Regions from separate parts of the Mus musculus genome. Here region 2 is linked to region 1. Evidence: chromatin loops called from intact Hi-C (ENCODE). Cell type or tissue: heart. All regions are shown on one strand. Links, peaks and the distances in the headings refer to the core of each region. The heading gives the core; the rest is flanking DNA.

Evidence for each region. A loop is a pair of places that touch in the nucleus more often than their neighbours do. Peaks named below come from ENCODE experiments on the same cell type or tissue, not always from the same donor. Only the 100,000 strongest peaks of a DNase experiment are listed, where the experiment ranks them.
Region 2: it touches region 1 in a loop (2.0-fold over the local background); 2 of 42 quality-filtered maps call a loop at or near these places.

Annotation. Positions count from the first base shown.
Region 1 is chr4:82,192,308-82,204,750 of GRCm38, reverse strand. No RefSeq gene overlaps it. Among named protein-coding and RNA genes, the nearest start is that of Gm11264, 130 kb to the right of the region's middle. In heart, for the core only: no CTCF peak of the experiment used is centred there; DNase peaks (open chromatin) are centred at 4,290 and 6,970; H3K27ac peaks cover 3,919 bases.
Region 2 is chr4:82,131,950-82,144,392 of GRCm38, reverse strand. No RefSeq gene overlaps it. Among named protein-coding and RNA genes, the nearest start is that of Gm11264, 72 kb to the right of the region's middle. In heart, for the core only: no CTCF peak of the experiment used is centred there; no DNase peak of the experiment used is centred there; H3K27ac peaks cover 1,093 bases.

The DNA.
Region 1 (12,443 bases), core at 2,996-10,995:
GTCTCTAGTGCCAAGCCTCAGATGTTCTCCATGATCCCCTCATGCCTTCAAAACCAGTACTACCTGGATGACTCTTACATGTTACCAAATCCGTTTGCAAATACAAGATGCAACCTTGGATGCCTCACACAGTAGCTTATCTGGGCCTCCATGCAGAGACATCCCTGACATTATCATAGCCTCTGTGCCTTTCTTTAGTTACAGAGGGAAATTCCATCTTTGATTCTAAAGCCAGAACTTCTTGACTAAAGCTGCTACATTTTGCTGCTTGCGGGGGCTGAAACATGGCCCTCTTGTTCAATTACATCTTCATCTACTTTCTGTTTTCAGTGGTTTCCTTCACTGCCTAAGCTTCACTGTTCTGGAACTTGCTCTGTAGGCTGGGATGGCCTTGAATCAGAGATGTCAATGACTTTCTCCCAAGTGCTGGAATTAAAGATGTGAACCATCATTTCTGGACCTAAGCTTTTACAAACATGGCCACTATGATTCCTTTAGATTAAAGGAGGAATCCAGAGCAAAAGCATATGTCATCTTACCTCAAATAAAGATCAAAAGCCTGTGTCTTCCAGCCTCAAGATCTGGCTCAAAAGCATGTTTTCTTCCCTCCTCAAGATCAGGATCAAAGGTGTGCCCTCCACTTCTGGATTGTAGTATCTCTGGATTCCAGAGATAGTGAGTCTGACAACTGAGAAAAGCCATCACAATCCACCCCTTGTCAACTTGGCACACACTCATATCTCCTTATGTCCAAATACAAACAATAGCCAGATCCTAATAATGCCTAACATGATATAATTCCATTTCATATCTTTAATCTGATTATCTCCTTGAACACAGCTCCACTTCACTTCCTGGTGCCCCTTTAATCCTTCAACCACATGTTTTGTATTTTCTTTTTCTTTCTTTGCTTGTTATGCTTGATCAAAATGATTTTCATAAGAGTGGTCCACAGGACAGAGTTTATACTAGGCTGTTTTGAGATTTCCTTTGCAAATGCAATTAATTTAAATCTCTTCACCATAACCTCAGACACACTCTTCAGACAAAGGCAAAAACTAGCCACATCTTCATCCAAAAATATCACAAGAATTATCTCTAGGCAACATATTAAAATTCTTCTCCTCTGAAACTGCTTGAGCCAGGACCTCACAGTTCAATTCACCCGCAGAACTACTATCTTCCATGTTCCTACTAGGATGCCCTATTAAGCCCCACTTAAAGCATTCCACTGCTTTCCTAATTAAAAGTCCCCAAATTCATATTCCTCCAAACAAAATTATGGTCAGGCCTGTCTCAGAAATACCCCAGTGCCTGGTACCAACTTTTGTCTTAGGGTTTCCATTGATGTGAAGAGACACCATGCCACTGTTACAAAGGGCAGCATTTAATGATGGCTGTCTACAGTTTCAGAGGTTTAATCCATTATTGTCATGGCAGAGAGCATGGCAGCATCCATGCAGACATGATACTGGAGGAGCTGAGAAATCTATAGTTTGATCTGAAGGCAGCCAAGCCAAGAAGAGACTAGAATTCCACATTAGGAGTAGTGTGAGCATTTAAGACCTCAAAGCCCTACTTTTATAGTGACATACTATCTATAGCAAGGCCACACATCCCTGAATAAGGCCACACCCCTTTCTTTTTTTTTTTTTTTTTTTAGAATTAACTTATTTTATGTTATGAGTACATAGTAGCTGTCTTTAGACACTTGAGAAGAGGGCATCAGATTCCATTACAGATGGTTATGAGCCACCATGTGGTTGCTGGGAATTGAACTATGGGGGCCAAACCTAAACCTATTAAAACTAGCACAGGGTTTTGCTTTTGTTTTTCTTGATTTTTTTTTAAGAAGAGAGAGTGAGGCAGATCAAGAGTACAATATTTTGTGGGTAAGGAGGTGGAGAGGATCCCGGAGCATTTTGGTGAGGAGAAAGAATATGACCAGAATACATTGTATGGTTTGTTGTTGTTGTTGTTTTACCAACTAGGATAGCTTTCTTCTTCTTACTTGGAAGACTAGTGTCTCTTATGAGAATTTTCCCTGTATGCCATAGTAGAATCTTTTTGAGCTGAGATGGCAATGGAGCATGGAGTAGTGTACCAATAAGGAGGATTCAGACAAAAAGATAAAAAATTTGAAAGTATTGGGTCCTAATACAGTCTCCACTGATAATATACAGAGACATCTTGCCAGCGTCATATAGCATGCCCTTTTTTTTTTTCCCATTTTTTATTAGGTATTTAGCTCATTTACATTTCCAATGCTATACCAAAAGTCCCCCTTACCCACCCACCCCCACTCCCCTACCCACCCACTCCCCCCCTTTGGCCCTGGCGTTCCCCTGTACCGGGGCACACAAAGTCTGCGTGTCCAATGGGCCTCTCTTTCCAGTGATGGCCGACTAGGCCATCTTTTGATACATATGCAGCTAGAGTCAAGAGCTCAGGGGTACTGGTATAGCATGCCCTTATACAGGCAGATACAGAGCATACAATTCTATAATTTGTCTGGAGCACAGTTAGAACTGAATAAATGCAACAGATGTTGTCATTCTTATGGCTGGCACCAGAATGGCATCATCACCATTACCACTACTATAATCATGATCAGTACCATTATCATTATCGTCATCATCATTGTCATCATGAAATGACTTCCATAGGTTGGGATGATCTATAGACTTTGCAGGATTGTAAAACTTGCTCTCTAGGAATTCTTGATGTATTAAGAGTGACAGGAATTTATTTTATAAGTGCAGTCTCCAGTAGAGAAAACAGAAACCCAAAACAACCCTTCAAATTACTCCCTATCCCTAAAAGACCTCTGTCCAGACTCAGCTAATTATAGTGTTTGTAAAACCCGTTTCTGTTGTTGTTTGCCCAGAGAGAGTAACCGATCCACTTGTGCCAGTGAAGGCAGCCCAGCACCACAGAACGTTTTCAGATAGGCAAGGAGAAGGTATTTTCAATGCCGACTGTCCTCAATATTGTCACTAATTTGTTCTAAAGCAGCTGTTTCCCTTGTCATTCACCTTTGATGATGATAATTAAGAAATCTCCCCATGGCTCTCAAGGTATTATTAAGCTGGATTCTGTTTTTAAACAACATTAAGATAGATGGCAAATCTCACCAAAGTTGTAAAAATAATTCAACCTTTTGATGCAGTTTCCTTGTCCTTGGATATGGCAAATGGCATATACTTCCCCCACCCCAACCCATTTCTTCCCTTGTGACTTGGTAGACTTCTGAGGATTTCCTCTTTTTTTTTTTCCCCTTAATTTTTCTTTGGTCATAGGAACTGAACCCAGAGTAAGCTATGCACAGGCTTGTGGAGGGAGGGAGCAGTACTCCAGGTCGATGAATGTTCTTTGAATTGTATCTTTTCTTATAGACATTTGAAACTTTGTACAGATTGATAGAAATGTGCAGTAATAGTCCACCTTACTATGATAGTGATTTCATGAGCAGAGGCGAGGCTCTTGGTCTATAGAGAGGCAGTTAAGAGCTGACATGAAACCCTAGCCTCCTTCCTCTTGCTTACTCTGTTCACACTAGTCAGTGCTGAAAGCAAAGGAATTCCTAAGAAGGTGCTGCAGAAGGGAGAGTGGAGGGGATGCTCCAAGAGTGGGCGAGAATTAAATATGTTTCATCTATATTATGCATATTGTTAATTAGGACTATACATATTTATTTTTCCTTTCAATTTATATAATGAAAAGAAATATCTGAATCTCACTTTATAAATGAAAAACTATGTGTGGGAGAGAATAATAAGTCATAGACAGTACTAAGAAAGCCAAGGCCAAAGCGAAGCTTGTCTTTACCGTTTGCAGGCTGTTGTTTTATTGACCTCCAGGAATCAAAGCTCCAATCTCATAGGGTCCAATATCCCTCCTTTTCTGTTGTTGTAGCTATTGCACAACATGTGTTATAAATGAGTGTACAATAGCTTTAAAAAGAATGGGAAAATGTGCTTTGACAATGTCCATGGCTAAAGAGCCCCAGGGATTGAAATATTCAATACCAGGGACAGTAACACTTACATGTAAGTAAGTGACAAGACCCTGCTATGTGCTTGCCTTCTTTGCTGCAGGAGACAGGGTTGTTTACATTATCAGAGTTTGTTCTAGTTTGTGCCAAAGAACTTGCTAAGGGTAATAGACAGGTTTGTTACATAAATGTACATTCCAAATTAGAAGAATTGTGAAAATATGAGGCAATCAAATGGCAAAGCCTTTAGTGGACTGCAGCAATTGCTTCCTTTGGCTAGCCCTCAGCTGGCCAGCATCAGAGAGGCTCTAAAGACGAAGTGAACCATGTTCTTCAAGTATCAGACACAGGCAGTTGCTCTTAATAGTGAATGTAGTCAGGATTTCCTAAGCCAGTCGCCTGCCTGCCCCATGCTTGATTAAGCCTACTTTTGATAGAACTGTATTAGGCAGATCAGGGCAAGGAAGAAGCAGGAGCCCACAGCACCTGGCTTCTGCTCAACTGTCTTCCAGCCTTGCTTCTTCACAGCTCTCAAGGGAAGGCAAGAGCTGAGGGGCAAAGGACTTCCCCTGGCTGGCAGTAGTGTGTGACAGGAAGAGATGCTCCAAACAATCAGATTTGGGAGGCTTGCTGTCTGACCTATGAGAAGTTAAAATACTGAATAAGAGAAAGAACAAATTGGGGTGGTAACTGTTGAACACATCTGCATTCTCCAGGAAAAGATTGTTCTTCCATAGGAAGAAAGGATACTACTCCTTGCTCTCATTATTCTGGAGGGCACATTTTAAGGGAAGAGCTGAGACTCTTAGTGCCAGCAAAACCAAAGGGATAGTTGGCCCATACATCTCACTTCAGAGATAAGGTATTCAGGATGCAGAGACAGTGACTTACCGTTTCAGATTGTTCGAGGTCACTTCTGCACAGTCTCATCATGTGCATTTGAGTCGAGTCAGAAGGATAACACGTATGCATGGAGACTTTAGGCTTCTTATAAAACAGACAAAGATTCAGGACCGTTCTGCTCAAAGGTGGGCACTGGTGTTGGGTGCACAGGTCCTGGAATCCAGCTTTCTCAGATCCGCACTCACAGATCCTATATGGCTGTCTTCAGAAGCTCCCGCATCTGGAGAAAATGCCAGCATTAGATTTCCTTTTGCTTTTACCTCCCATCCACTGATGTTTATTTCTTTACTTTTGCAAATCATCTCTTCTTCCCTAATTGGAAGACTCTTACTATTGATCCCATTGATGTTGGGCCAGCATAAGAGGAGCATGCTCTCAAAAGACACAAAAAACAGGAAGCTGAATGAAGAGCTAAAAGAGGAGGCTGAGACCTGAGGTCAGATTTGTCTGTGGCAGAATCTAGCTTTACACTCTGCTTCCTGAAGCAGAAGGTTGCTCAGCAATGTTGAATTTTGCTGGCTCAGTACTGACTGTGGAGACCTTTACTCAAGGAGGATGTGGGCTGGGAAGGTAATGAAACTTTCTGTTCCTCTTCCATAACTGAACCCAAGCTCAGTGCCCAGCATGTTGGATGGCTCACAACAACCTGCAACTCAATCTGGTCTGATGTTATCTTCAGGTCTACATGGGAACCATCACTCATGGGTGTATATTCACACACAGAGACACAGACACACGGATACACACATTAATTTAAAGGTAATCTGACATTAGTCAACGTGAGGTCTGAGGTTCTTTTCACTGTTGTCTTTTACAGTTCAGTATAGACTCTGATTCAAACAATCAGTTCATCTAAAACAAAGAGAGATTATTCTCTCCAAAATCTTCATGTATGGTGTGGATGTCCAGATTCTGGAGGCCATGCCCCATGCCTAAGACTTTTCCCCTGATTCCTCTTTACTTATAACCCTAACCTCTGCGGAGAGACTTTTGTTCTTTCATCATCTGTTGATCTATTATTGTCTTACCTCCTCTCCTGTCGCCACATAAATCTGGTTGGTGGTTGGTGGGGTCTGTTTTATAGGGCTTATTAGAAATCACAGTGAATCACCTCTGGTGCCAGCTTTGGGTCACAAAGGAGGTCTGCCAATTTTTCAGTAGCATTCCCATCTTGGGAGGAGTAGGGAGTTCCTCACACTAGACTGTCAAATGACAGAGTGGCTCATTTAGTCAATCAGAAAGACACTTGGTCCACATAGAGCAAAGGGCACAATAGTTGATAGTGTCTGTTGTAAAGTCTCCTACCCCATTCCCTTGTCTCTGTTTTGTAAACCTGCTGCTTGGAGAATGTTCTTTGGAATTTGGTAAGTCCCATGGACGTGAGAGGTCATCTCAGGGAAGCTGGTGTTTGGGGTCATCACGCTTTCTACAGCCTGATGGACAGACAACAGGGAACACGGATTACATTTAAACTCAGCTGCTTGTTCCCGTGAAAGAGTAATTCATTTATAGAATTGTGATTTCTCCTGCAGAAAAAAAACAAAGAACAAACAAACAAACAAACAAACATCCCCCAGAACAAAACCAAACCCAGCTGCTATTTTTGGGGGTAAGAGTTTAAATGAAAAGCCTATGAAAGTAAACTACCCTGCCAGGAAGACTCTCCGTGAGCTTTCCAAATCCGTTCACTAAAGTAGGAATTTGAAAGCTGCACCACAAATTGCCTTTCCCTTCAACCGGGATGCTTATTATGGTCCTGGCTCCTCACTGCTGGCCTATTACTTACACATGAGTTTCGTTACCCTGTATTTTAATTATATGTATAGAGCAAGTTTTATGTTCCCTTCTCTGACTACTCGTAAACTTCACAGAGATCACCCAAAACCATACTGTTCTTAAAATAGCCTTTGCCTCTGTCCTTGTAGTGATACCAAATGACATTCTCTTGACCCAGCTCTGGCTTGTATTAAGTACACTTGGAGACTGGCAGACATGCTCATCCAAACCCCAGCTTAGTTTGAGTTAAGCATACCCCAGTTGCCAGACTCTGCGCCTAGAACACACCATTAGAGACATGTCATATGACTGGCAACAGGCACAAGTGGAATTTCTGCGGCATCCTTTGAACGTTACCAGTGTTTGAGTCAGAGCTGTGGGCTCTGGAGGCGATGCCACTTCTGTTAGCTGTGATGGGAACACGCATGGGTCTGCCTGCTGCTATCTCTAGGTGTTTCCCTCTCTGCTCTGTGCAATCATTCTCTGGTCTGAGAGCCACAAGATGTACGGTTTGTAATTCTGGGGGAAGAGTGCAGCTAACTCGAAAGGCTGGTCCCAGTATTAAATGTCACCAAAATGAGTGAAGAGAGTATTCTAGCCTTGATTTGCAGGTCAGACTGTTACAATTTCACCTTTCCCCATTTCTGCTGCACTATTTCACTGCCATGGGAAACAGTGTAAATCAGCCACTGGATGGCTCACATCTTCCTCTTTCTCCCCTTAAAAATACAAAGCTATCTTCCCTCCTACAGATCATTATGGCTGATAAATCAGAGACTAACCATAATATTTTAGGTGACGTGGCTATAAAATATGATCCGTGAGTGTTTTCCTTTCTGAAACTTCACTAATTGTGGCATAATTCACTATCACAATGTTTTATTTTAATTCACATAAACAGACCAGCTCAGAAGGATTGTTTTAATAGAGGAGTAATATCACATGGCCGTATTTGTTAAAGAAGCAAGTGTTATTGACCCAGCTGAGTATCCTTGGTGGGTCAGGGGCTGTGCCTCAGGTTTGCAGGTTTCAGTGTGTTTTTCTAATCTTCTGTGGCTCTCCCTAGGCGTGAGCACAATGTACATTCGTCTGTCAGCCTGGGACTCATAATGGAATCATTTTAAACTGGCGGTGAATCTTGGCATTCATCGTTATGCTGTGACACAACTAGAAAGAAAGAGAGATGTGTTATGTGTTCCTTTCCCCATGTGGTATCACTGAGGCTGGAGGACCAGTGTGACTGCTTGGCATCCTCCTTTCCTGTGCCTCTAAGTCCACAACTTTGACAATTTGTTCTTTTTTTTTTTTTTTTTTTTTTTTTTTTGTATACAAGTTTGTGAAGTTTTCAAATTCCTGGGTCTTCGATGGTAATTCTTACTGATGAAACGTCTCTGGGAAAAAAGGAATTTGGAATGAAAACAGATGTTATAAAATTCATGTGTTTGACAATATTTTTTTTCTTTAAAATAACAATAAAATCCATAGCTCAAAGTCAGGGAGGCTCCTATCAGGGGTTCTGATGAGAAACACTTGTAGATCTCTCTGACAGAGTACCATGGCAGCAGAAGTGCTGACGACGCCCTGTGATGAGTTGAGTTATGGTCTCTAGCTGAGTAGCTGATTATCCAGTGTTCCTACTCTCCAAGATCTGTTGAAAAGTCGCAGTTGAGTGAGCATGAGGGCTTCCTGGTATGCATGTGAGGTGCGTAGAGATGCCCTCTGTGGGGCTACAGGCTAAGGGACCATGTGTGCCACAAAACTTCAACTTGAGCTGAGCCCTTGGCTGGGTTTCTGGGTCAGGGCCTCAAGTAGTTCCCAGCCTTTTCCTCTTGTGGTTGCCGGCTTTCTAATTTTGGTTTCTAATTGTACCAGCCATTTTACCACAAGACCACAGCTGTAAGGTGGCATTTGGAAAAAAGGAAATAAGCCTGTCGGGTTCCACCCCTTCCTGTTAGAGGGATCAACTGACTGTATTATGTTTATCACAGATTTTTAACATGAAAAGGAATTTATAAGCCATGTATCTAATTTCTCTTGATTTTCTTCTTTACTGCCCATCAACCATAGGCTCCAATTTTACCTGGACAAGTTGAAACAGATCTTTTTACTTTTATCATTTTTATATCTTGCCAAGCAAAGAGGAGTGAGACTTTCTTATCTCGTACTGCAAAGAGCAGGAGACCTAGGGAATGAAGTTCATGTGACTTCTTAGGACATGTGATTTCTTCCCCCGTCTCTGCCTCTCTTTTTCTATAAAATTTGTAAATTATCCCCTAGCTCTAAGACTCTTTTGAGGCCCAAGGAAAGCTTGGTGAGTCTGGAGAGATGCAGGAACAAAGCAGAAGAGATAGTGATTGAAGCATTCTTTACGTGTGTGTGTGTGGGGGGGGGGGGGATGTAGAGATACTTGGATAACACATCACCAGAGCTCTTTATAAAGACATAGAACTCAGGGATAGAAGGCTTAATTTCTTTTTCTTTAGAAATGGTGGGGAAAGTTATTTTTAAGTTAAGAACTGAGCTACAGAAGAAAAGTGAAATTGGGCTATAAACTTGACTAATCAAGTTTCAGAAAATGTCTTAAGGATGTTAAGCAAAAATTAGGAGTCAACTAGGACAACTTCCCCTAATGTTTTTGGTGATTTTTATGAAAATTTTCTTTTTTTAAAAAAAACACTGACAGTCTGAGAAGATATGTGACCCAGCTCAGATGCAATAGGCTGGAGCAGCATATTGTGATGCTATCTGAGTGAAGGAGAGATGGCTCATGTTGTCTTTAAACTACATCAGAAAGAAATGCATTTAGCACTTTCCCTCAGGCTACCCTACAGCCAGGGTGTGTGTGCAGGGAAATAGATGTTGTCCACTGACACATGTTTTTGTTTCTGTGGGATGGAGCTGTGGAGTGGAGCAGTGTGAGGCTCACTTAATTGGTCATCTCTATGAAGCTCAGAAGATTCTAGCTAGCTTTTGGGGAAATTTAAATGCACAGTTCTTTTTGTTCATTGTTCAAATGTTTGACCTAGTATTTGGAGGTTACTTTAATGGGCGTGATTGGCATGTATAAAATGTAAGCCTTTCCTGGTGGCTTTGTGTGACTACCATGGTCAGTTGCTTCTCACTAATATGGTACACCCAGCCCTAACAGTTAATTTCTTAATGTGAATAAAATTAATAAATTCACCACTAGAATAGAAACAAACATAAAAACCCAACCCAAACTAAATATGACAACAACAACAACAGCAACAACAACAGTCAATCCTGACAACAAAACCCAAAAATCCAACCTTTTAATCCTAGCTAAACTTGGTTACAAAAGTCTCCTAGCATTCTTGAGGCAGAAGCAGGAGGTTTGCCAGGTTCAAGGTCAGCCTGGTCTGCATGGTGAGTTCTAGGTCAGTCAGTATTAGGACTTTGTCTCAAACAAAAACAAAAACAAAGACAAAAAACAAACCAATAAACAACAAAACCATCCCCAAATCAAGTAAAACATAATGAAAAATGCCCCTTAACCCTGTGCACTGAGTATAACTAGGGGAGCTTTCAAGTTTGTTATAAGTAAGAACAAAAGATACTAACACACAGTGCGCCCTAATCGCATTTTAAGCTTGAGGTGCTGTGCCCCAAAGCTGGCAAGGAGGGGACTGAGAAAATAATGCAGTGGAGGCGCTGAAATGTGACAGACCTTCAGAGGGACTCTGTCCTGTGCTGGGGCTTTAGCTTTTGCTGAGATAGCTCCTTTAGTTGCCGATAAACTCGGGAAACAGGAAAAAAAGAAATCTTGCATACTCTTTATCTGGCTTCACGGCGTGACTTAGAACCATAAGCAGTTGCAGCTAGAAGGAATTTCCCAGCCAACTCCCTCATTTTGGAGAGGAGGCCTGGAGAGGTGAAGTTGCTTTTCCAAAGCAGTGCTGTTAGCTAATGGAAGAGCTGGGAGTAGGAGCCAGAGCTAATGAAGCCTCAGCTCGGTGTGCATGTGGATTAGCATGGTGGTAGGAATCCAAGAAAGGAAGCTTGGGAAGGAACGACTGCAGCCTGTGATTGAAGGTCGATCTAAACCAGATGCAACTGAACTAACAAATGCATAGCCAGCTTCAGAATGACAAAATTAGACAGGGCTAAATCATTAACCTTGCAAGGGGAAATTTATAAGCATTGACTCAATTTGACCTTAAGCCAATCACGTCTTTCCATTTACCAGCATCCCAAGAACACACTCACAGATGCAGGCACATAGGCACATACAATATACCCTTTCAGACTTCTCTCTGTGAGACTATGGCCTTAAGGCATGGATAAGTCTTGATAAGATTTTCTAATAAACTATGCGTTTTGATAATTAAATTTGATATAATTGCTCATTGCATAAAATGTCTGAAATGGCTCATAAGTAAGAGACATTTTGGGTCGCCATCTTGGTCCGGGACCTGCCGAACTTAGGAAATTAGTCTGAACAGGTGAGAGGGTGCGCCAGAGAACCTGACAGCTTCTGGAACAGGTGGAAGCACATAGGCGCTGAGGCAGCACCCTGTGTGGGCCGGGGACAGCCAGCCACCGTCCGGACCGGAGGACAGGTGCCCGCCCGGCTGGGGAGGCGGCCTAAGCCACAGCAGCAGCGGTCGCCATCTTGGTCCGGGACCTGCCGAACTTAGGAAATTAGTCTGAACAGGTGAGAGGGTGCGCCAGAGAACCTGACAGCTTCTGGAACAGGCGGAAGCACAGAGGCGCTGAGGCAGCACCCTGTGTGGGCCGGGGACAGCCGGCCACCTTCCGGACCAGAGGACAGGTGCCCGCCCGGCTGGGGAGGCGACCTAAGCCACAGCAGCAGCGGTCGCCATCTTGGTCCCGGGACTCCAAGGAACTTAGGAATTTAGTCTGCTTAGGTGAGAGTCTGTACCACCTGGGAACTGCCAAAGCAACACAGTGTCTGAGAAAGGTCCTGTTTTGGGCCTTCTTCTTCGGCCAGGAGGAGGTCCAAATACAAGATATCTGCGCACCTTCCCTGTAAGAGAGCTTGCCAGCAGAGAGTGCTCTGAGCACTGAAACTCAGAGGAGAGAATCTGTCTCCCAGGTCTGCTGATAGACGGTAACAGAATCACCAGAAGAACAATCTCTAAACAGAGTCAACTATAACTACTAACTCCAGAGATTACCAGATGGCGAAAGGTAAACGGAGGAATCTTACTAACAGGAACCAAGACCACTCACCATCACCAGAACCCAGCACACCCACTTCGCCCAGTCCAGGGAACCCCAACACACCTGAGAACCTAGACCTAGATTTAAAAGCATATCTCATGATGATGGTAGAGGACATCAAGAAGGACTTTAATAAATCACTTAAAGAAATACAGGAGAACACTGCTAAAGAGTTACAAGTCCTTAAAGAAAAACAGGAAAACACAATCAAACAGGTAGAAGTCCTTACAGAAAAAGAGGAAAAAACATACAAACAGGTGATGGAAATGAACAAAACCATACTAGACCTAAAAAGGGAAGTAGACACAATAAAGAAAACTCAAAGCGAGGCAACACTAGAGATAGAAACCCTAGGAAAGAAATCTGGAACCATAGATTTGAGCATCAGCAACAGAATACAAGAGATGGAAGAGAGAATCTCAGGTGCAGAAGATTCCATAGAGAACATCGGCACAACAATCAAAGAAAATGGAAAATGCAAAAAGATCCTAACTCAAAATATCCAGGAAATCCAGGACACAATAAGAAGACCAAACGTACGGATAATAGGAGTGGATGAGAATGA
Region 2 (12,443 bases), core at 2,714-10,713, 60 kb after region 1:
AACATTAGATGGAGCTTGGGGAGTCGTATTGAAGAGTTAGGAGAAAGATTGAGGGACCCAAAGAGAACAGGGACTCCATAGGAAGATCAACACAGTCAACTAAGTTGAACCCTTGAGAGTTCCAGAGACTGAATCATCAACCAAAGAGTGAGCCTGGGCCCCTTGTACATATGTAATAGATGAACAGTTTGGTCTTCGTACAGGTCCCCCAAACAATTAGAGAAGGGGCTGTCCCTGAGCCTGTTGCCTGCCTACCTGCCTGCCTATGGATCTCACAACCCTAAATGGACAGCTTTGTCTGGCCTCAATGGGAGAGAATGCACTTAGTTCTGCAGCAGCTTGATGTAAGGCATGGGGTACGAGGTCGAGGGGATGGAAGGGTTTGACATCAAGAGCAGGACTTCCCCTTCTAAGGGGAATGAGGGAGGACTTGTGTAAGTAGGTACTTGGAGGAGAAGGGCTGGTATTGGGTTGTAAAGTGAATAAATAAATAAATTTAATAATAAAAAATGATTGCGAAATTCTTTCTTCTCATCTCTAAATAGTATAGTTTGGATATCATAAGATGAAATACTTCTCTGGCACCATCATGATATCATTACAAATTGAGAAAAAGTAATATTGCTAGCATGGTATTATTTAATTGGTGGCCTGAATTAATCTATTACAGCTGTTTCAATCACCCCCTTTATATCACTGTTGGTGCTGACCCAGCTCTGCTCTGTCTCCCTCCTTACTTATATTTATTTATGAGCATCCATACTTACTCACGGAGTAGTCCCACATCCTTTCTCTTCCCTCTTTACTGAGTGTTTTTAGGAGTTCAGGACTGTTGTGCCATAGGTAACTCTCAGTCTGGACATGGCTGGTGTTTTTGAGGTTTTGGAGAGTGCTGAAACAGCACAGAAGTGATGAGTGATGCCTGCTCTGACCTCTCTGAGCAGAGACAAGACTTGCTTTTGCTCACTGCTCTCACTGGTAAAGGCAGCATTCATCAAGCTTCTCCACTCCATGTTAGCTCCTTCACTTCTAAGCTTCTCCACTCCATGTGAGCTCCTTCAGAGGGTCTTACTCTCTTGGAATCCTTTATTTTCTCTGGTTCTTACAATCTTCCTACATTCTCTTCCAGTGGCTGGGCTCAGGGGGGATGGATTTGATGGAAACCTCCATTTAGACTTTCCACATATCTGGGTGCATCCATTCTCATCTGCTGCTGGAGAAAGTAACCTAGAGTTCCTTCAACAGAAGAATGGATAAAGAAAATGTGATACGTTTAGAAAATGGGATATTACTTAGCTGTTTAAAAATGACATCATGAAATTTGCAGTTAAATATTTGGGACTAAAAATAATCATCCTGAGTGAGGTAACCCGGACACAGAAAGATAAATATGATATGTATTCCCTTATAGTTGGATATTAGCCATTAAGTAAATGACAATCAAGCTACAATCTGTAGACCCAGAAATATTAGGTAAGGAGGAAAGAAGTCCAGGAGAGATGCAGGGATCTCCCTGGGAAGCAGAAATTATAGAGGCCGTAAAGAAAAGCTTAGGTTCAGGTGTGGTGGTGCACATCTTTAATCCCAGCGTGAAGGAGCATTAAGATTTCTGAGTTCTGGTCAGTCAGTTGTGTTGAGTCAGTTGGGAAGTAGTGCAGTGGAGCTGGGTTCATAGCAATTCAGCTGGCAGAGTTCCAAGGCAGTTTTTACTGGGACAGAGTCACAGGTTGCAGAGAGAACAGGTGAAGAGGGGATGAGTTAAAGAATGAAAAGGAACCTGATCATGGCCAAAATAGACACAGATTTGCATGTTTTGGTTCAGTTGTTACTTGTTCAGGCTGAAGACAGTTTGCACAGGAAGCTCTGACTCATGTCCACAGAAGAAACTGGAACAAAGATGGGCCGAGACGGAACAGTGGCTTGGCAGCAACCCCATAGACACGGGGATTCAATGGTTGTGAGGGTCTTTGGATGATTAAAAGATTCTTTGTAAACTTGTTTGCAACAATGGAGTGGAAAGGAAAGGAGACAGAAATGGAGATCTGGATGGCAGAGTGCAAACCTTAAGCCTGTGGGAGTACAGTGTGGAGTGCAAAAGATGGAAAAACAGAGGACACTGGAGAATGCTTTCTCGAGCAAGCTTCATGCAGAGCTTGCTTCTTCCATTACTATTCCTCTAAACTGTGATCACATTTTAGCTAAAAGTAAGTTCAGGGTTAAGAAACACGTTATTTGAGAGACTAAGATTTTGGGACAGTATGATGAAGGAAGCCAGATATCATACAGCCTTTAATTTTTTGCATTAGCTTTATTATGATATTATGATATGGAAATATGCCTTATAACAATTGTGTGCAATTTTTGTCACTTATTCTATAAACATAAAAAGAAAACCCAGAGAATTGCCCATAGTATAAAAGTATTGCCCAGCTTCTCAGACTTTAGAATTTGTTTTTTAAAGCAAGAGGAAAGCAACATGCAGAGACCTTAGACAGTATTAGTCTTTTGTGTGGCATCACGTTCTAAAACTTTAAGATGCTTTGTATTACATGACACTCTATCCATAATGGTTCAATAATAGCAGTAGCCAATAGTTTTTTAAGTTGGATTTAGGCCCCACTCACTAAGAGGGAAGTCATGTCTGGTACTGGAAATCCAGCTGCCTACCCAGGGCTAAGTCAAATCATGGCTATTGGAGGAGAACTTACAATGTCCACTCTACTAAACCAGCACACTTTCTAGCTACATTCTAAACATGTATATTTACACCCACAGACAAGTGTAGGTCTTACCCCTCATCAAAGATATGTCTTCTTGCAACAGACAAAGACCATTATGGAAAACCACAACCTATTAAAATCTAGAGAACAAGTAACTGTGTGGTACCTAGTCCAAGTGATACAGCCACAGCAGAACTCCTTCAGCTGAGGCCCGGGGATTATGGTGGAAAAGGAGATGGAAAGATGGTTCAAATCCAAAGGACCATGAAGTGAAATTTAATCTCTTGGAAATGCCAGAAGAGCTATATCCATGAAGTCCCATGAGCATGGCTCCCTAAACAATACCTAAACAAGAACAGTAATAGACATACTAATGCAGAGGAGGGAAACTTTCAAGGGGCCTCAACCCTAGACAAAGAACTACAGGTGACTAATGAATGCTGAGAGCGGGAGAAATGATTTTCACCTGAGAAAAGAAGCCAGACTGCTTATCCAACACCATGTGATCAGCCCTGACACACACACACACACACACACACCCAACAATTAAAGAAATAGAGACTTGATTTAAGTGAATAAGGGAGGGGGTCACATGGGAAAGGTTAGGAGAAGGAAGGAAAGAGGGAAACGTATGTAATTATATTTTAATTAAAAAAAATTAAAATGCTTTGCATTAAATGTTTAGCTTAATGTTTTCAAATAATTAACGAAATAAATGAAGCAATTACTCTTTCCCTTTGTTTTCAACATTTTTTTTTCAGTATTAATCTTTCTTCCTTGTGAGCAGATATTTAGCTAGTGTTGTGGAATGTGGAATGAACTAGCTGGAAGCTTCAAAGGCTAGGGTTCTGATTGGACTCTGCTCTCTTTAAGCAGAAAATTTGAGCTATGATTCTCAGCTGTCATATTTCAAAATGGTAGGATGGAATACAGCGAACTGTATAGTTTCTCTTTCCTTTTTGCTGTCTCCTGATTTTATTATTCTTTGGCTATGGACAAACTGAGCTGAGTTTTATACTCAAGAGGCAATTAATCAATATGAAATTGGCCTGGACACTCCACCCCAGCCGCCTTCTCCTTCTTCTCCTTCTTCTCCTTCTTCTCCTTCTTTTTTGGTTTTTCAAGACAGGGTTTCTCTGTATAGCCCTGGCTGTCCTGGAACTCACTTTGTAGACCAGGCTGGCCTGGAACTCCAAGAAATCTGCCTGCCTCTGCCTCCCAAGTGCTAGGATCAAAGGTGTGCGCCACCATGCCCGGCTTTCACTTTTCTTCTTTTGGCTATGGTTGAACATCTTTCTGGTTTAGCTGGGTAATTGCTTACGTTTAGTTCAGGACCACTTTGCAGCAGAATTTCAAATTTCCTAGTCCACAATGTCTGACTGCTTTTAGTAGATCTTTGGTGATCTGAAGGACTTATCCTTGATTCCGAAAGCACCCTGAGTTGGTGAATTGCCGCACTGTTGGCAACAGCTCTAAACCGGAAGATACCTATAGCAGAGTGGGCTGCTGGTGGTGGCTCTGTTCATGTCACCTCTGATATTTGGTGTTTGTCAGTCCATGGGGTCTTATGAAGAGAACTTGAGGGCTGTCCTGACCAGCTGCTGATCTTTCATTTCCTTTTGGAACCATGAGAGAATTGCTTGGAACACGAAATGTATTTCCCGGCAGTTTCTGGCAGGGGCAACATTAAAAAAAGAACATGAACCTAACTTTCCCAGATGAGAGAAATGAGACGGAGTAATAAGAACACTTTGATACTCTTGTGAATAGTTTTTATTGTAATTAAGTGCACGTAACATGGAGTTTAAAGTTTTGACAATTTTAGGTGAACAGTGCTGTTTGTATGAAGTATATCCGCACCCTGTCAGCACCACCGTCATTTATTTCCAGAACTTTTCATCTTTTAATCTGATCTAGGTACTCATAGATGTGGGGTTGCATAATGTTTGTATTTTTGTGACTTCAACATAATATCTTTGAAGTTCTTATATGATGTAGTCTGTTGCACCGTTTCAGGTTTTTTTTTTGTTTTTTTTTTTTTTTTTTTTTTTAGGAGATTGAATAGAAGTACATTTTTTTGGAAGTACATTTATGTGTTAGAATATTTTGTTTATGTGTTATTTTTCCTGTGGACATTTTAAGATTTCTACTTGGAGTTATAACAAATGATGCTAAGAAAATTGGTGCTCAAAATCTCTTCTTTTAAATTATTTTTTAGGCGTACTCATCTGTGGCATTTCTGAGTCATATGGTAATCATGCGCTTTCATAATCCAGGACCCCACAGTTTGTACAACTTTATATTTGTGAAAGCAATGTACAAGAGTGCATGTCTGTAAATTGCCTTCCTCTGTTCCCCACTCCATCTTCATCTGTCTTCTCCCCCATCAAAGTTTGCTAAATACTAACCAGCCCACCTCTGGGGTTCAGGAACTTGGGTGCTACTGCCATTGAGTTCTATCCTACATCCCTGAAGATGATGGGCAAGGTGAACCTCACTGTTTGAGGAAATGGAGTCTCAATCTGCCTTGTAGACCTGAATATTTGAGGAGAAAGCAACCTATCCTTATGAGTGGGGAAGTAGAGATGAGGAACACAGCTTATATGCCACATTAGAAGGATCACAGGGAGTTGTGTTTATAGCCTGATTGTAACCATATGGTATCTCCAACTGCCTTTCCAACTCATTATTCTTTATATCTCTCTGTGTTCATCTTATTTCTGGTAATGTAACAACTACCTGAGATATTCAACTCATAAAGAGGAAAGATTTCATTCTAGCTCACTAGTTATGGCTTAATGATAGAGTGGTTGTGTAGCATGCATAAGACCTTGGGTTTACCAAATCATAGTGGAAGAATGTAGCAAATGGAAACTGTTTGTCTCAATCTTGGTAATAAAAAAAAAGAGAGAAGAAAGTGGGGTTCCATTATCACCTTCTAAGATACCCCCAATGACCTGACGATATTTCACTAAGTTCCATTTCTTAAAGGTTCTACCACCCCTGAAAAATATCTGTCCAGGGACAATCTTTTAATACACCGGCCTTTGAGCAATGTTTGGAATCCAAATCATAGCACTGTTTGTTTCCCTAACTAACAAAAAGGATTAACTATTTAAGAAAAAAAATTGAAAGTGTGGGCTGAAAGGAGATCTTTATATTGCTAATTACACTATTGTTGCATAAATATTTCAGCTTTAGACTAAAGTGATCTCCTCTTCCTCTTCTTCCTCTCCCTCCTCTTTTCCTCCTCCTCTTCTTTTTCTTCCTCTTCCTCCTCCTCTTTTTTAAAATCTAGAGCTAAGCTTAGCCGACACTTAACTCTAGCCTTCAAAATTTCTATCGTGGGCTTTTCTAATGTTAAAGCCAGCAGATACTGCTGATAGGTGCCATGGCTTCCCAAAATTAGAAAATTTTGAAAAAATGAAAAAAATTAATTTCCTCCAGTATGTATTTTAAAGATCTATAAAAGTCTCAGATAGAGATGAAAAGGAAAATAATATGCCCTTTTCTTCTTGCTCTTATTGGTATTGCCTTTCTTGGCAGTCTCTTATCTTGACTTGGCTAGCATGCCTGAACTTTCTTAACTACAAAAATGTTCATCTCCAAACTGCTTATTCATTCTGCAGGCTCTTTGCTTTAGTAGTTTTTCTCCCTAATGGTACTCTGAACTTATCTTACCTTCCCTGATCTGAGTGCAATGCCTTTTTCCTATGGCTCATCTGCTCTGTGCTCCCTTCTCCTAATTAGTGCTCTTTTTGGTTCTTTATGCCTTTTCTGTAACTTCAAGGTACTTTCAAGGTATTCAGAAATCTTGGACCCTAAACTAAGAGTTAATGGAGACCAGGAGCCAATCTACTGTTTCTTTTAAGGCTTCTAAAAACCTGTGGGGCTCATGTTGCAACGAGTTGTTCAGTTTTGTTAGGACCTTACGTAACCTTAAAACATTTACTATACCCTTCTTCAAGCAAAACTCTACACATAAGCACGTGGACACAATTGAAATGAAGTTAGATCGACAATAGGTAGTAGCTTTTGATCATATACGGTATCCTGGCAAGTGGTATCTATTTGTGTGTGTGTGTGCATTTTTCCTCACACTGAATATACTTGGTACCAAATGCAACTCGATGGCTGGACTGTAAGAAGCATATATCACATCTCTTCCTTGGAGTCAGAGCTCTTTGTCACTGAGGAAAAGGAATGTGATGCTTTTAATGTTAAGACAGGGCATATTTTCATCGCTCTATAAAGTCATGCTGTAAAGATACTCATGCATAGCAAACACACACTGTTTTTTAGTAACTGTCTGGGCATTGTCACAGGTATGGTGTTATAAAGATATTTAAGACATTGCTCTTGTTTTTAAGCATCTCTGGGAAAATTAGAATAAAATGTAGTGCTTCTCCAAATGGGGAAACCGGTTTCCTTGGGATCATATATTTCTGTCCCTATATTTTTCTGGAAGTTTCCTCTGACAGCCTCATCTATGAATTGCTCTGTGCAGCTTTTAGTTTGAAGAAGATAATTTATGGTCCTTTAAGTCCATTATTTCAAGGCTCAGTGAAAGCCAGACAGATTTGGGGGTTTGGGGCTTAGGCCTGTGGCGTCCCAGGCTTGTTAGACAGAGGATGTCCCAATTCCTGTTCATGCCTGTGGCCATCAGTCACCAGTCTTGTGTTGATACTGGCTGAGGTTCTTGGTCCGTGGCCTTGAGGAAAAACCCTAACTTGGTTAGCTTTATTTTCAGGGTAGGAGATGATCACAAAAGTGAAGAACTGTCACTTCGCAGGAGTAGAAGTGTCGAATTTCCTGTGATGGTGTCTAGAACACTTACTCTCTACCACCTATTGCTGAGGAAGCACGCCTGGCTCAGAACTTGGCTGCTGTGTCCTCTCCATGTTGGTCTCTGCTCTACGAAAGAAGCTCCCATGGAAAATCCTCCAAAGACGGGCTGAGATTTTGCAGAAAAGCTGACCCAAGGTTTGAGTTCATTTTTTGAGTTTTAGAATGAAGCAGTGTCCATGAAGGGCTGAGGTCTTTCTAACTGTGCTGCTTAAATCAGAACCTCCTGCATGCCCGAAGCAGGACCATTACTTGCCCCTTCATCTAAGAGGCTGACTTTAAAAACAAAGAGATTTATCTTATGTATACAAGTGTGTTTGGCTTACATGTACGTCTGTGCACCACAAAGGCCTACATGCACTCACTCTACCTTGCTAAATCTTAACAATGGATGATCAGATTTGATATAACTTTTAAATTATGTGAAAAAGCAATCCCTCATGAAAACAGAATCCTCACCTGAAACTCTGCTGGTCACCTCTCCCTTTCTGTTTCATGACTCCTAGGGCCACCCAGGTGAGGAACACAGTTCTATACAGTGTTCTATAGGGACACTGAAGTGCTAGAGAAAACAACTGGAATATTTGATTGCTTGTGATGGATCATAGAAAGGACCCTGACCCACTCGACATTGTTTTTCCTCTCTGTTAGAGATTTTCTGTCTATGTTTTGGAAAGCCCAGGACCTCATACCAAAGTGATCCATTTCTGCTCAGTTCTTTCCATATTTCCCCTAAAGAGCTGCATTTGAGGTGGATGAAGGCAATGATGATTGCTTTGGGGAAGCAGCCCTCAGATGATAAGCATTCATATTATTCCTGAGTTTATTTCTAAGTCCTTTAGTTGGGACAGTATCTCTGTGGGCTTCTCAATCCTGTTGTCTAGGCATGCTTCCTGCAGATTTTGTATGCACACATCTATGGTCCTTTGTAACACAACTCCCTAAAACTTCCATTTGTATCTGTCTCTTGGGAAGCCTTCCTGCACTTTTGTAAGACTGATCTTCCTCCAAGATTTGTCTCCATTATCTCTGCAACATATACAACTGAACTGCACAACAACAGAGCTGATGACAATTAGTTTTTAACCTATGAAAATGCCAGTGCTTCAGGTTTCAAATCAGTATGTCCTGAACCCTGATGTCATTTGCTAGAATAAAGCTCCAAATGTTACATGGGACCATCCAATGTGGCTACTAGAACCTCCAAGAAATTGTGGCAGTGGTGGGCTCTTCACAGTTTTTGAACTATCTTTACCGATATGAACAGTAGACATGCTTCTTTGTATGTTTTAGGTCCACCCAACAGATGCAAATGTAAGTACACATTAAGTTCAGGTGTATACACATAAACACACACACACACACACACACACACACACACACACACAAAGTGCTAAGTCCCTTAGTATTGAGGAGCAAGGGTTGAGAGAAATGATTTTTAAACTACCTTATAATTTGAAAGACATTCTTTCACAAATATGCTAGTTCATAAATACCCTTGTTACATCTCTGCCGTTCTTTTTATTCATCTCTTTGCTTCTTTAGCCATTTCTGCAGCTACACAGTAAACAGCTGAAGACTGAAAAGTTGATCCACCTGAAGGGGATCCTTTGTTGTCTTATACAGGACCCATCTTCCACTCTGTTTCCCGTTCAGTGGTGAGAATAAAAAGTGCCTGGTAACACCTCTACCATTCAGTGTGAATCAAAGCTTCTAGCAGCTTCATGTCCAGTAATTTGTCCAGTGATGTTTAGGAAGAAAACTAGGGTGTTGTGAATTAGTCTTCCTTTTGCATTCTTTCTCAGGGCCTCTTCAATATACTGAAGAAGTAGGTTGACAGTTTGCCTTCGTGTCCTTTCAGTCACATTGACTGCATAGGATGCATGCAGATAGCATCCAAGCCATCATGCCTATAAAGCAATAGGATGAACTATCAGATAATCTGGGAAGAGCCATTTGATCACAGCCTGAGCTTTGCTCTCTACTACCCCTTTCCTGCAACAGAAACAGCTTGGTGAGGAAGAATACTAGACTCAGAGCCACACGGTCTCCATCTGGGTTATAACCTCTCTGTTTACTGGCAGGAGAAAGCTTGAACAAGCCACCATACAACCTAAATGTCAGTTCTCCACTGACTGTAAAGACACTAAGACCTGTCATGTGCTGGTTACTTGTCTAATGGATCTCAGTGACTCTTTATTGAACCCTATGGATCTATGGATTTATGGACTCAGATTGTCTTTGACCTACTTAGAAGAAACCTTGAACTCCTTCCTGATCCTGCTGCCACTGCTTGCCCAGTGCTGGGGTCACAACTATGAGTCGTGACACTTGGTTTTATTTGGTACTGAAGATCAAATTGATGTCTTCACACATGATGGCAAGCACTGTATCAACTGAATTACATTCTCAGGCCTAGATCTATGGTAGATACTCTTATTATCCTCATAGCATAGGTAAAGAAACTGAGATACAGATAACAGAGCTACACACAGTCATGATGCTACAAGTGCAGGAGGCAGTGACTAGAATTATCAGCTTTGTCATCACATTTTGTCTGATGATTCAAAACAGAACAGACTTCCCATAGAGGAACAGACTCTGGACAAATTCTAGGAGGGTGAATAAAGGGGGTCACCTTCAAACTTCAATTCCCTCGGCTTATTACCACCTGTCTGCCTTCACTTGTAGCATCATGTTTCTCTTTACCTGTCTCAAGAAATGAAATAATCCCAAAAGGGGAGCTAGATAAGAATATGGACTGCTTTCTGTGCTGTCACAGCAAAGGTGGCATCTGCTTCTAGCATTGCTCTGTCCTGCCCTCTGTACATAATGTCTATGGACAGTGGCCCTGGGCAGTGAGCTTCCCAGAGGCCTTTCTGTTCTCACCTCCCTTCCATGCTTATTTGTCCTTAGCTCTCTCTACCCTTACGGCTGACTGACTTTTCTCCTTACATTGCTGCAGGCTGCATTCTTAGCTCCCAATCTGGATACTTTCAAACTGTGGTAGATGAAATTTTATACTCCTCCTCCCAGACAGCTAACAACAACTACCTTTTGCAAACAGCACTGTAAAGCAGGGAAGCTCTGAAGGCAGAATGAGGGTCACGAGCATCTGTTGCTTCTCAGTTTTGTGCCCCGAGCCAAACAGTTGAAGTTCTCCGACTCTCAGTTTTCCCCTCTGGAAAAGAGGAATGATGCACACACTGAGCACTATGTTGGCAAATGGAAGACATTGAAATAGATTCTTAGCTTAGGGACCTCCAGTCTTTGAGAGGATAAACAAACCAGCTAAGACCTTACAACTAGTGAACGATGTTTCGTTATTATTATCATTACTATTTTTATCTTTAATTATTAGTTCAGTCAGGTTTTCTGAAACTGAAACAGTAGGGTAGTTTTGGACTTATGTAGACAAAGATGACTTTGAACTGATCCTCCTGCCTTTACCTCCCAAATGCTTAAATTGAAGGCATGCAAAATTCCTGGCTTGGATGCAGAGTTTAAATCTCCATCTATTGACTATATAGCTATGTCTATGTACAGAATACCAGTTGCCCTCTTTATGTTACAATACTTGTAGAATTTAAAGAAAATAGTATACGTAGGATCCAGCCAACTCTACTTTCTTTAGAAATTATTAGTTGAGTTTCATTTACCCCCTTTCCCAAGGCCCTGCAGTGTTGGGATGGAAAATCAGGTTGGCAGGCAAGATAGGGCAGCTATTTTTGGGTGAGTGAGCAATGCGGCAGAAGAGGAGAGCTGGAGCAAGTCTGTATCTCAAATCAAACTAGGCTGGCAGCTTTCAACTCCATCTATACATAGGCCTGCTGGCCTTGGTGGGTAGGTCTTTATTTAGAATCTCGTGTCCCATTTTGAACCTTGTAACTTGAGAAAGAATGTACAACTGAAGGGAAATGCAAAAAGATTAATGGATTAAATGATTTGTAAAAAAAAAAAAAAAAAAAAAAAAGAATAAAAAAAATTCTTATAGGAACGGGGACCACTTAGGTTAAAGAGAAGATGAGAGAGACCAAGTTTTGACTGTGCATTTGTGTGTGTGTGTGTGTGTGTGTGTGTGTGTGTGTGTGTGTGTGTGTGTGATATCGACTATGGCAGCATACTGTTTTTCTGAAGGTGAAAATTGGGCATGTAAACATCCAGGTTCTTCCAAAATCTAAACTCTCATGTGTCTTGGGAAATGAAGAACGGGAGACTTTGGATTGATCAGACCTTGCAGAACCACAAGCCTGTCATTCAAGTGGTGATTTTAGATGCTCTGGGAACATTGTGGACCTCAGCGTAGCTGGCACATCCAGCTGAGCAAGCATAATTACCCAAGCCATCTGTAAGGAAACACAGACAGACAGACACATACAGACATAGACACACTCACACACACATAAACTCATAGACAGACACATACACAGACATAGATGATACACACACCCACTCACAAACAGACACACACAGACATAGACACAGACAGGCAGACACGCACACATACACACAGTCATGGAAGCATCTCCTTATACTTCTCTTTCTGACATAGCAAAATTCTTTATTATACTCTTTATACATTAATAGCTATCTGGTCACTTACATTTCCTCAGAGTAGCACAATGCAAAGTCCTTGGCAGATTCCTTGCCTATGGCTTGCAAATTGCTTGGTGCAAATATGCCTCTTTAAATACTCAGATGCTGGTCAAGTTTTAGCTTAAATGATGGCCAGGCCTCACTTGAAAGGGAAAGGTTATACGCTGTAACATACTTCATGCCAGGATTGGTGTAGAAAGATCCTGTGTAAAATCCTTGATGTTATTCCATTTGGATACATGCCACAAAAAAATAACCTCAAGTAGGTCTGAAGAAGTGTCA